Regions from separate parts of the Homo sapiens genome. Here region 2 is linked to region 1. A link is an interaction called in ENCODE POLR2A ChIA-PET data of the cell type or tissue named here. Cell type or tissue: OCI-LY7. All regions are shown on one strand. Links, peaks and the distances in the headings refer to the core of each region. The heading gives the core; the rest is flanking DNA.

Region 1 (5,375 bases), core at 88-5,087:
TGGTGGCTCACGCCTGTAATCCCAGCACTCTGGGAGGCCGAGGTGGGCTGATCACCTGATGTCAGGAGTTTGAAACCAGCCTGGCCAACATGTTGAAACCCTGTCTCTACTAAAAACACAAAAATTAGCTGGGTGTGGTGGCTCATGCCTGTAACCCTAGCTACTTGGGAGGCTGAGGCAGGAGAATCACTTGAGCTTGGGAGGCAGAGGTTGCAGTCAACCAAGATCGCACCACCACCAAAGTGAAACTCTGTTTCAAAAAAAAAAAAAAAAAGATTTGGGGTCTTAGGTGGCTGTCCAAGGACAAAACAGGGAGGGAAATACTGACATAAGGTTACGGGCGGTATCAGGGCACCTGCTTTCAGGTACCGCCATCTCGATTATCAGAGGGGTTACAAGATGCAAAAGTGAGAGCAAAACAGGTCCTGACTGCTCCAAAGGGAAATCAGCAGAGTCATTAATGACTTGGCTCCTGACCAGCCCCGTGTGCCCTGTTTAATTCACAAGAGCCTCTCCTCCCTTATGCACTGTCCCAGTTCTCTTCCCGTACCCAGGAAGGCATGCTTTCTGTGTAGGTCATTGCACAAGGAGACTGGGTCACTTATTTCTGGGAGGATGTGGTGCAGGTCCATGGAGGGGAAGATCAACAGCTCAAGCTCAGAGAGAAATATGTACCCTGAAATTCGAGATGCCTCGTGCTAATTCCCATGGAGACTGGTGTCAGGTAACTGAGGACAAGACCGTAAACACAGTCGCATCTGTCTGACCCTGTTCTGCAGGCAGCATCTAGGGGATTCTCTCTCCCTGGGGCAGCCTCCTTGGGCATAGCAGCCAGCTCTTGGTATAGAAACCTCACCTGGAAAGGAATATTTCCATTGTGCAGGCTCAAAAGAGGCTTCACAGTGAGCTCAGGGCCTTCCTGGACAGTGATGTCCTCAAATTGGGGGGACTGATGAAAGTGTTGGGAAGCAGGATGGGTAACGTTAGGGTGCTCAAACCCAGAAGGCTGAAGGTTACGCCAAGAAAGGCTTTTGAACATATCAAAGAAACTGATTTTTGTAGCCTTCTGCCCATGAGCCAGGCTCTTTGCCTGTGTTGTTTTATCCTCACTACAACCATGTGAAGGTGCAGAAATAGGCTCAGAACTAAGTCACTTGCCCGAGGTCATCCAGCAGATAGTGACAGAGCCAGGGATCCATTTGACTCAGAGCCCATGCTCCGTCCATCCCACCATGTAGCCCTCTAAAGGGGAACAGCAATAGGATCTGTAATTCAGGAGGAAAAGGTGATATTCAGGTATTCTCTATTTCTGCAGCATGAGAGCTTTAGGTTAGATGCAAGTGGGGATTGTTCAAAACAAAAATGGATTGTCTCAGGAAGTTAAAGAACTCCCTTTAGGGGATGATTCGGGAGCATGACCCTGCCCTGAAGTGGAAGAATGCAAAGTGAAGGAGGGCCCTCCGCCATCTAGGGGCAGCCCGGAGGAAAACGCATGGATGTGGGGCCCGCACGTGGTTCTGGGGAGTCACAGGACAGGGAGAGCTGCTAAAGCCCCCCAACCCCACCAAACACACACACACAATCCAAAAGACTAACTGAAAATGTGGGGCCTTTTTTTAAACTTTCTTACTCAAAGGAATGAAGCTGTAGTTTACACCAGGTGTCAGATGGCTGTTTTTGGCTGTTAGACTTGTCTGCCCCTTCCCCGGGACACCCTTCCTCGCCCAAGATAAATGTTGTTGCTTATTCAGACTGCTTGGAGGAGGAGAAAGCCAAATATTTGTACCCAGGAGACTTTTTTTTTTTTTTTTGAGACAGTCTCGCTCTATTGCCCAGGCTGGAGTGCAGTGGTGCAATCTCAGCTCACTGCAACCTCCGCCTCCCAGGTTCAAGCAATTCTCCTGCCTCAGCCTCCAGAGTAGCTGGGACTACAGGCACACACCACCACACCCGGCTAATTTTTGTATTTTTAGTAGAGACAGGGTTTCACTATATTGGCCATGGCTGGTCTAAAATTCCTGACCCCACATGATCCACCATAGTCGGCCTCCAAAGTGCTGGGATTAACAGGTGTGAGCCGTCACATCCAGCCCAGACCTTCTCAGCAGAAGTCCATCCAACCCTAGGGGTTTGCACCCCGTGGGCCCTGCCAGGAGGGAGGCAGCTGTATGTTCCCATCTGTGGAGGGCTGGTGTGTCCTGCCACAGAGTCAGGGGTCCTCAGATCATGGGTGCCAGCCAAGAGTGGAATGATTAGGAGCAAAAGCAAATCTAAACCCTGATAGTCTCGTGGACTTCAGCATCCACAGGTGTCCCCATCTGCAAGCAGTTCACCACCAGAAATGAGCTCCCTGGGGAGGGGCTCTGTGTGTAATTGGCTCCTCTGAGAGGCTCCCTGCCCCCAGCAACTGCGGGCAATCTCACTTCCTAGGAGCAGAGAGCTTTGCTCCCCAGTCTGGGTGAACAGTGTCAGTTGCTCAGGGGATATCCTCTTTGACCACCTTGCCTACCCAGTGTCCCAGACACCCTCAGGTGTTCCTATTCACCTCCCCTACAACGCTGTCTTTGCATTCAGCCATCTCTGTTTTCCCCAAGCGTCTAAATCCTTTTCATTCTTCAAGGACTAACTGGAAGACACTTCCTCCCTGAAGCCTCCCAGGCTACCCAGCCCATGAAGATCTCTCTTTCCTGTGAATTTTTCACCTGTCTATACTGCTCATTTGGCCTTCTCTGAGACCTCAATTCTCCTAACCATTAGGTGCCTTGACTTTTTAGCTGTATCTCTGTACAGATGATTTCGCTTTTTTAAATATTTCCCCCAGCACAGAGCACACTCAGTCCAGTGAGCACAGCAGACATTCTGATTACCGGGCTGCCTGAGTATGAATTATGGACAAACTTCTTTAAAAAAATTTTTTAGTGGGCCTACATTATATCCTCTCAGACACAAATGTCCCAGCCTTCACAGGGTCTATCTGTTCATAGAGAGGAAAAAAATAAAACAGAAAACGGAAAGCATTCATAATGCCACCATCCAGAGTCAACCTGTGCATGCTAGGATATATCCTTCTGCGTGCATATGTGTGTGTGTGTGTGTGTGTGTGTAAACAGCCTCATTGAGATTATCATTCACACATATCATACAATTTGATAGCCACGTGGAAAACATCAAATTAGATCCATTCCTCACATTAGGCACCAGGGTAAAAGCTTTTGGATTAAGCACCAAATGGATCAAAATCTAAATGTAAAAATGAAATCATACAAATAATCCAAAAAAAAAAGAGTGGAATACTTTAAATGTAGAAAAGACAAAATCTTTTCTAATTATAACTCATAAAATCCCTAACTCATAAAAGTAATAAAATATTAACAAATTTGGTTCTGTAGCATTATAAAAACATTCTAAGTAAAATATCCAAGTAAAATCAAAAGGCAAATGAAACCTGGGAGAAAGAATTGCAAATTGTATCACAGACAGTTAAGGTTAGTTAACAGTTAAGGTTAATGAATTGTCAATATCCTTAACAATTAAAGAACTTCTCAGAAGAAAAATCCTAATAACCTGATAGAAAAATGGGCAAAATATGAACAGACATTTCACAGAAAAAGTAAAGCAAATGAAACTAATGAAAATATGTTTACTATTATTTTCCTAATAACAGAATTGCAAACTTAAAATACTGTATACTATGGTACCATTTCTTATCTTTCAGATAGGCAAAAGTCCAAAAGTTGGACAATATAGTTTATTGGTGAGGCTTTGGGGAAACTTGTCCCCTGTTGCTGATGGGAATTCAAAATCATACAATCTCTGTGGAGAAGGATTTTGTAATATCTGGCAAAATTACATGTGCTCTTTCCCTTTGATCCAGCAACCGCAGTTCTAGGAGTCTATTGCAAACATAAATACCAGAAATGTGAAGTGGCATATGCTCCAGTTATTCATTGCAGCGCTATTTATAATAGCAAAAACTGAAAACAACCCAAATGTCCATCAGTAGGCCACTGGTTGAATTCATTAAGGAGTATGCACACAGTGAATTGCTGTGCAGCAATAAAAGGAAGGAGGATAGATGGCCTCCAGAGTATAGTGGTAAGTAAGAAATACAAGGTCAGAAGAGTAAATACAGTATGCTAGCTTTTTTTGTTAGAAAGGGAGGAGGGGCCTGGCGCGGTGGCTCATGCCTGTAATCCCAGCACTTTGGGAGGCTGAGGCAGGCAGATCACCTAAGGTCAGGTGTTTGAGACCAGCCTGGCCAACAAGGCGAAACCCCATCTCTACTAAAAATACAAAAATTAGACAGGCATGGTGGCAGGCACCTGTAGTCCCAGCTACTCAGGAGGCTGAGGCAGGAGAATCACTTGAACCCAGGAGGAGGAGGTTGCAGTGAGCTGAGATGGCGCCACTGCACTCCAGCCTGGGCAACAGAACAAGACTCTGTCTCAAAAAAAAAAAAAAAAAAAAAAAAGCCACTCATGGTGGCTCACGCCTGTAATCCCAGCACTTTGGGAGGCCAAGGCAGGCAGATCACAAGGTCAGGAGTTTGAGACCACTAGGGCCAATATGATGAAACCGCATCTGTACTAAAAATACAAAAATTAGCCAGGCATGGTGGCAGGCACCTGCAGTCCCAGCTACTGGGAAGGCTGAGGCAGAAGAATTGCTTGAACCCAGGAGGCAGAGGTTGCAGTGAGCCAAGATTGTGCCATTGCACTGCAGCCTGGGCAACAGACCGAGACTCCATCTCAAAAACAAAAAAGTTAATTAGAAAATATTATCTCTAAGATGAGAAAGAGAATGACAGCTGTGACAGCTGAGTGGGGAAGGGGCAGACAGGGAGGCTAAATTCTTTGCTTATATTTCTTTTATAATTTTTACTTTCAGCATGTAAATATGTTAGAGTATTGAAAAACAAAATTAAACTTAGAAAAGGCAACCCCCTTCAATCAAAAACAAACTCAGCCAAATGATGGTTATAGTATAGCAAGTTGATTTTGTAATCACAGGGAGAAGAATTATTTTAAGTGACTTTAAAACGCAGTACTTTGACTGAACATCTCTCCAGGAGGATACAGCCTAGGGGCAAAGAGAACCACAGAGAAATCTGAAACCATATTTGTCAGTCTTCCTAGTTATTCTACCGGACAAATGGCCCAGTTTCTTCAACAAATAAAATGTACAAAAATTGAAAGGGAAACATTCTTTTATGGATTAGAAAAGACTTAAGAGACCTGTGACCAAACGCAAGGGTGAAAAGAGAATTTTGAAATAATCAAAGAAAATTGAACGGTGATATCAACTGATATTAAGGAAGTGTTAATTTTGAGTGTGATTTTATTTAATTTCATTATAGTTCATTGTATTATTATGGT
Region 2 (5,375 bases), core at 98-5,097, 250 kb after region 1:
GATTATACCATTGCACTCCAGCCTGGGTGACAGTGTGAGACCCAGTCTCTCAAAAAAGAAAGTTTTCTAATTTTAAACCACTATAATGTACAATACTTTTTTTGGTGGTGGTGGTGGGGGAATGTAATTTCATTTTAATAAATATCCATTTGGTATCTAGGTAACACTGAGCTACAGCATTTAGACAGGTACTTTAAAACCAAATTATAACATGACTGAACTATATACAACTATGAATGCACCAGCTCATTTGGCTGTTCAGTCTAACTCTAGAGCACATGCTTTCAGATTAATTGCAATATCACTGTTTTCTCCCAATACACTGTTACAGGACCAATAGGTTTGTATGCCCACTGCACAGTAACAGATCCATTACACTGAGACATCAGGGATGTGGCAGAGAGTTTAATGATGGCAGGGTGCCAACTGAGGAGATGAGGAGACGGGAGGAGATTTTCAAACCCATCTATCCAAGGAGTTCTGAGCTTGGGTTTTTTTTTTTTTTTTTTTTTTGAGACGGAGTCTCGCTCTGTCGCCCAGGCTGGAGTGCAGTGGTGCGATCTCGGCTCACTGCAAGCTCCGCCTCCCGGGTTCACTCCATTCTCCTGCCTCAGCCTCCCGAGTAGCTGGGACTACAGGCGCCCGCCACCATGCCCGGCTAATTTTTTGTATTTTTAGTAAAGACGGGGTTTCACCGCGTTAGCTAGGATGATCTCGATCTCCTGACCTCGTGATCCGCCCGCCTCGGCCTCCCAAAGTGCTGGGATTACAGGCGTGAGCCACCACGCCCGGCCTTGTTTTTTTTTTTTTTTTTTTTGAAACTGAGTTTTGCTTTTGTTGCCCAGGCTGGAGTGCAATGGCACGATCTCGGCTCACTGCAACCTCTGCCTCCCAGGTTCAAGAGATTCTCCTGCCTCTGCCTCCCGAGTAGCTGGAATTACAGGCGTCCCACACTACGCCTGGCTAATTTTTTGTATTTTTAGTAGAGACGGGGTTTTGCCATGCTGGCCAGGCTGATCTCGAACTCCTGACCTCAAGTGATCCACCTGTCTCAGCCTCCCAGAGTGCTGGGATTACAGGCGTGAGCCACCATGCCCAGCCTTGGGTTTGGGTTTTAAAGGCTATCATGTAGGGCAAGGGGCCAGAAATTTGGGGTTATCAACTGGTCGGGGCAAAGGGGATGAAATCATCAGGATGTGGAAACTGCATTCTTTGGTGAATCAGCTTTTTGTGAGGTCCCTCAGACCAGCTGGCATCAGCGAGGTCCTGCAGATCAGCTGGCATAGGAGTTTTACCAGTATGTGGGATCTAAAGGCATGTCTCAAAGGGAAACCCTTTAGTAATGTTCAAGTTATCTCTAGAGCAGTTAAGGGGAACTAAAATCTTCTAACGGGGTCTACATGATCCTAGGATAATAGGCACCAAACAACTATGAGGAAACAGGTCAGGGAGCAAGCTGACCTCAGGATTAATGCTGAATGTGCTGCAAACTTGGTTTAGTTTTGTTTCTTCCCCTCATTTCTTCCCCGATTAATCTTATAAAGTTTATAGGGGCGGTTTCAACATTAGAGTTAGATGAGGACTTGCTTTAGTTCTATAACTAAAAGGTCTTTTCTCACAACAAAGCAAAGACCTTCTGCAAAGATGAATTTAAGTTTCCACTTCCTGCAATGTAGGAAACTTCTCAAAGCTCAAAGTTTCAAATTCCAAAGGGCTCTTGAGGGCCTTTTCCTCTTGGAAATCCTCTCTCTCTCATTAGAAAGAGAGCTGTTTTCTTTTTCTTTTTTTTTTTTTTTTGAGATGGAGTCTCGCTCTGTTGCCAGGCTGGAGTGCAGTGGCCCGATCTTGGCTCACTGCAACCTCCGCCTCCCGGGTTCAAGCAATTCTCCTGCCTCAGTCTCCCGAGTACCTGGGATTACAGGTGCCCACCACCATGCCCCAACTCTTGACCTTAGATGATCCACCTGCCTCGGCCTCTCAAAGTGCTGGGATTACAGTCTGGGCCACCGCGCCCGGCCCTTAATCTCTTTTCTAACAAAATTTGGTGTATGCTGTGTTTTTTCTTTTAGACAGGGTCTTGACAAAGTGTTGGGATCACGGGTGTGAGCCACTGCACCCAGTGAAGTGCTCACGTCCATTCAGTTTAATTTTTAGCGCCAGTTTATTAGAGCTTGGAGAAGGTACCTCACTGTCACTTTCCTGTACATAAACACAGATATAGTGCTATTGAAGCACTTTTTCCTTCTTTCTCTTTTTTTCTTAACATTTCCATTGAACAGATGATTTTTTTTTCTTTTTTTTTGAGATGGAGTCTCGCTCTGTCACCCAGGCTGGAGTGCAGTGGCGTGATCTTGGCTCCTTGCACCCTACCCCTCCTGGGTTCAAGTGATTCTCCTGCCTCAGCCACCCAAGTAGCTGGGACCACAGATGCGCACCATCACACCTGGCTCATTTTTGTATTTTTAGTAGAAATGGGGTTTCGCCATGTTGGCCAGGCTGGTCTTGAACTCCTGATCTCAAGCAATCCTCCCGCCTCAGTCTCTCAAAGTGCTGGGATTACAGGAGTGAGCCACCACACCCAACCAAAGCATTTTCATGCTTGGAAAACAATCTTACCTCCAATTTACTGCTAGGGAAACCAATCCTCCCTCTCTGAGGCTGTAAAACCTTCCCTCTGGGCAGGGCAGATTACAACAATCAATTTGGAGACACCCTCTCTAAAATTGGATCTTTCCTTCCTTCCTTCCTTCCTTCCTTCCTTCCTTCCTTCCTTCCTTCCTTCCTGCCTCCCTCCCTCCCTCCCTCCCTCCCTCCCTTCGTTCTTTCTTTTTTTTCAATGTCTTGCCCTGTCGCCCAGGCTGGAGTGCAGTGGTGCAGTCTCAGCTTACTGCAACCTCTGCCTCCCAGGTTCAAGCGATTCTTGGTTCCTTGGCCTCCTGAGCAGCTGGGACTACAGGTGCGCACCACCACATCCGGCTAATTTTTTGTATTTTTAGTAGAGATGGGGTTCCACCATGTTGGCCAGGCTGGTCTCCAACTCCTGACCTCAAGCGATCCACTGGCCTCGGCCTCCCAAAGTGCTGGGATTGTAGTCATAAGCCACCTCTCCCAGCCTAAAATTGGATTTTCTTCTTTCTTTCTCTTTCTTTCTTTCTCTTTCTTTCTTTCTTTCTTTCTTTCTTTCTTTCTTTCTTTCTTTCTTTCTTTCTCTCTTTCTTTCTTTTTCTTTCTTTTTTTTTTTTTTTGAGATGGAATCTTTCTCTGTCGCCCAGACTGGAGTACAGTAGTGCGATCTCAGCTCACTGCAACCTCCACCACCCGGGTTCAAGTGATTCTCCTGCATCAGCCTCCTGAGTAGCTGGGATTACAGGCTCAAGTCACCATGCCTGGCTAATTTTTGTATTTTTAGTAGAGATGGGGTTTCATCATATTGATCAGGCTGGTCTTGAACTCCTGACCTTGTAATCCTCCCACCTTGGCCTCCCAAAGTCTTGGGATTACAGGCGTGAGCCACCATGCCCGGCCTGGATTTTCTATTAGAGAGATGGTTGTTCTGGAGTCTTTTTCGTAATACTATTGGTCTAAGCAGGAAAGTATATTTTACATAATGTCTCATGGTGTAGCTGCTCTATACTTCACTATTTTCCCCATATCCAATTTCTCAGCATCCTTTCTAATATGCTAATTTAATCATATCATCATCCCATAAATCAAAATTTCCCCATTCTCTGTAGCTTATTTACTGATTCTAATCCTTTCTAATATACTAATTGAATCATGCCACTCCATATATCAAAATTTCTCCATTGTCTATAGCCTATTTACTCATTCACCAAATGAGTGAATGTTTGAAAGTAATTAGAATAGTGCCTGGCACAAGTTCTAACAAACAGAAGTTTGTTAAAGAAGTGGCTGGGTACTGTGTCTCACCCCTGTAATCCTAGTAGTTTGAGAGGCCAAGGCTGGCAGATTGTTTGAGCCCAGGAGTTCAAGACCAGTGTAGCAACACAGTGAGACCCTGTCTCTACAAAAAATTACCCAGGCATGGTGGAGCATTCCTGTAGTCCCAACTACTTGGGAGGCCAAGGCACGAGGATTGCTTGATCCTGGGAGATCAAGGCTGCAATGAGCCGAGTGGCGCCACTACACTCCAGCCTGCATGACAGAGTAAGACTGTGTAAAATAATAACAATAATAAATAAATAAAATAAAATAAGTCATTTTGGATTTGGCAGAGAAAGGTATGTGTGTGTTTGTGGGTTTGAGGGTGAGGCAGGCAAACCTTTGGAAGGAGATAGAGGAGAAGTAGAAAAGAAGACAATGTGAGGAGAGGGACACCAACTGGAGTGGGAGAGGCTCTAGGGGGACCAAGGGTAAGGGCTGACCTAGGAAAGGAGGTGGCACCATTTGAACTCAGTGACAACCAGCTACAGGAGAGGGCCATTCTGAGAACTTGTATTAGGAAGTGGGCTGGGCAACAGTCTCTTAGAAGTCAGTGATTTGCATCAGCAGTTCCCGAGAATTTTACTTAGGAGGCTAAAGGGGCAAAAAGGTAGGGAAATTGCCCCAGTCTCATCACCTTAAAAAGGGTAACTGGCCAGGCAGGGTGACTCATGCCTGTAATCCCAGCAGCTTGCGAGGCCGAGGCAGGAGGATCGCTTGAGCTCGCTTGAGCTCAGGAGTTAAGAGACCATCCTCGGCAACATGGCAAGAACTTGTCTCTACCAAAAATTAAAACAAACAAACAAACAAACAGAAAAACATTAGCAGGGAGGGCATGGTGGCACATGCCTGTAGTCCCTGTTACTCTGGAAGCTGGGACAGGAGGATCGCTTGAACCCAGGAAATCCAGTCTGCAGTGAATCATGATCCTTGCACTGCACTTCACCCTGGAAGAAAGAATGAGACCCTGTCTCAAAACCAAAACCAAAAACAAAACAAAAAAAGGATGGGGAGTAACTGAAGTTTACCTTGACACTAGTTTCTACTTGTAGAATACACACACACACACACGCACAAAGGCCAAAGTCTTTCGTTCTGGAGTATGGAGTATAGATTATAGCTTAAAATGAAAATGTACAGTTTGTTGGCGGGGCACGGTGGCTCACGCCTGTAGTCCCAGCATTTTGGGATGCCGAGGCAGGCAGATCACAAGGTCAAGAGATCGAGACCATCCCGGCCAACATGGTGAAACCCCTTCTGTACTAAAAAAATACAAAAATTAGCTGGGCATGGTGACAGGCGCCTGTAGTCCCAGCTAGTCAGGACGCTGAGGCAGGAGAATCACTTGAACCCAGGAGGCGGAAGTTGCAGTGAGCTGAGATCGTGCCATTGCACTCCAGCCTGGTGATAGAGCGAGACGGAGTCTCGCTAAA

What was found. Peaks named below come from ENCODE experiments on the same cell type or tissue, not always from the same donor. Only the 100,000 strongest peaks of a DNase experiment are listed, where the experiment ranks them.
Region 2: POLR2A ChIA-PET joins it to region 1 with 5 read pairs; 3 of 35 experiments call an interaction of 5 or more read pairs at or near these places.

The regions. Positions count from the first base shown.
Region 1 is chr2:38,522,451-38,527,825 of GRCh38, forward strand. No RefSeq gene overlaps it. Among named protein-coding and RNA genes, the nearest start is that of LINC02613, 9.4 kb to the left of the region's middle. In OCI-LY7, for the core only: CTCF peaks have their summits at 1,469 (motif pointing left) and 1,673; DNase peaks (open chromatin) are centred at 1,701, 2,371, 2,780, 4,581 and 1 weaker place; H3K4me3 peaks cover 2,164 bases; H3K27ac peaks cover 4,593 bases.
Region 2 is chr2:38,770,628-38,776,002 of GRCh38, forward strand. No RefSeq gene overlaps it. Among named protein-coding and RNA genes, the nearest start is that of GEMIN6, 4.9 kb to the right of the region's middle. In OCI-LY7, for the core only: no CTCF peak of the experiment used is centred there; no DNase peak of the experiment used is centred there.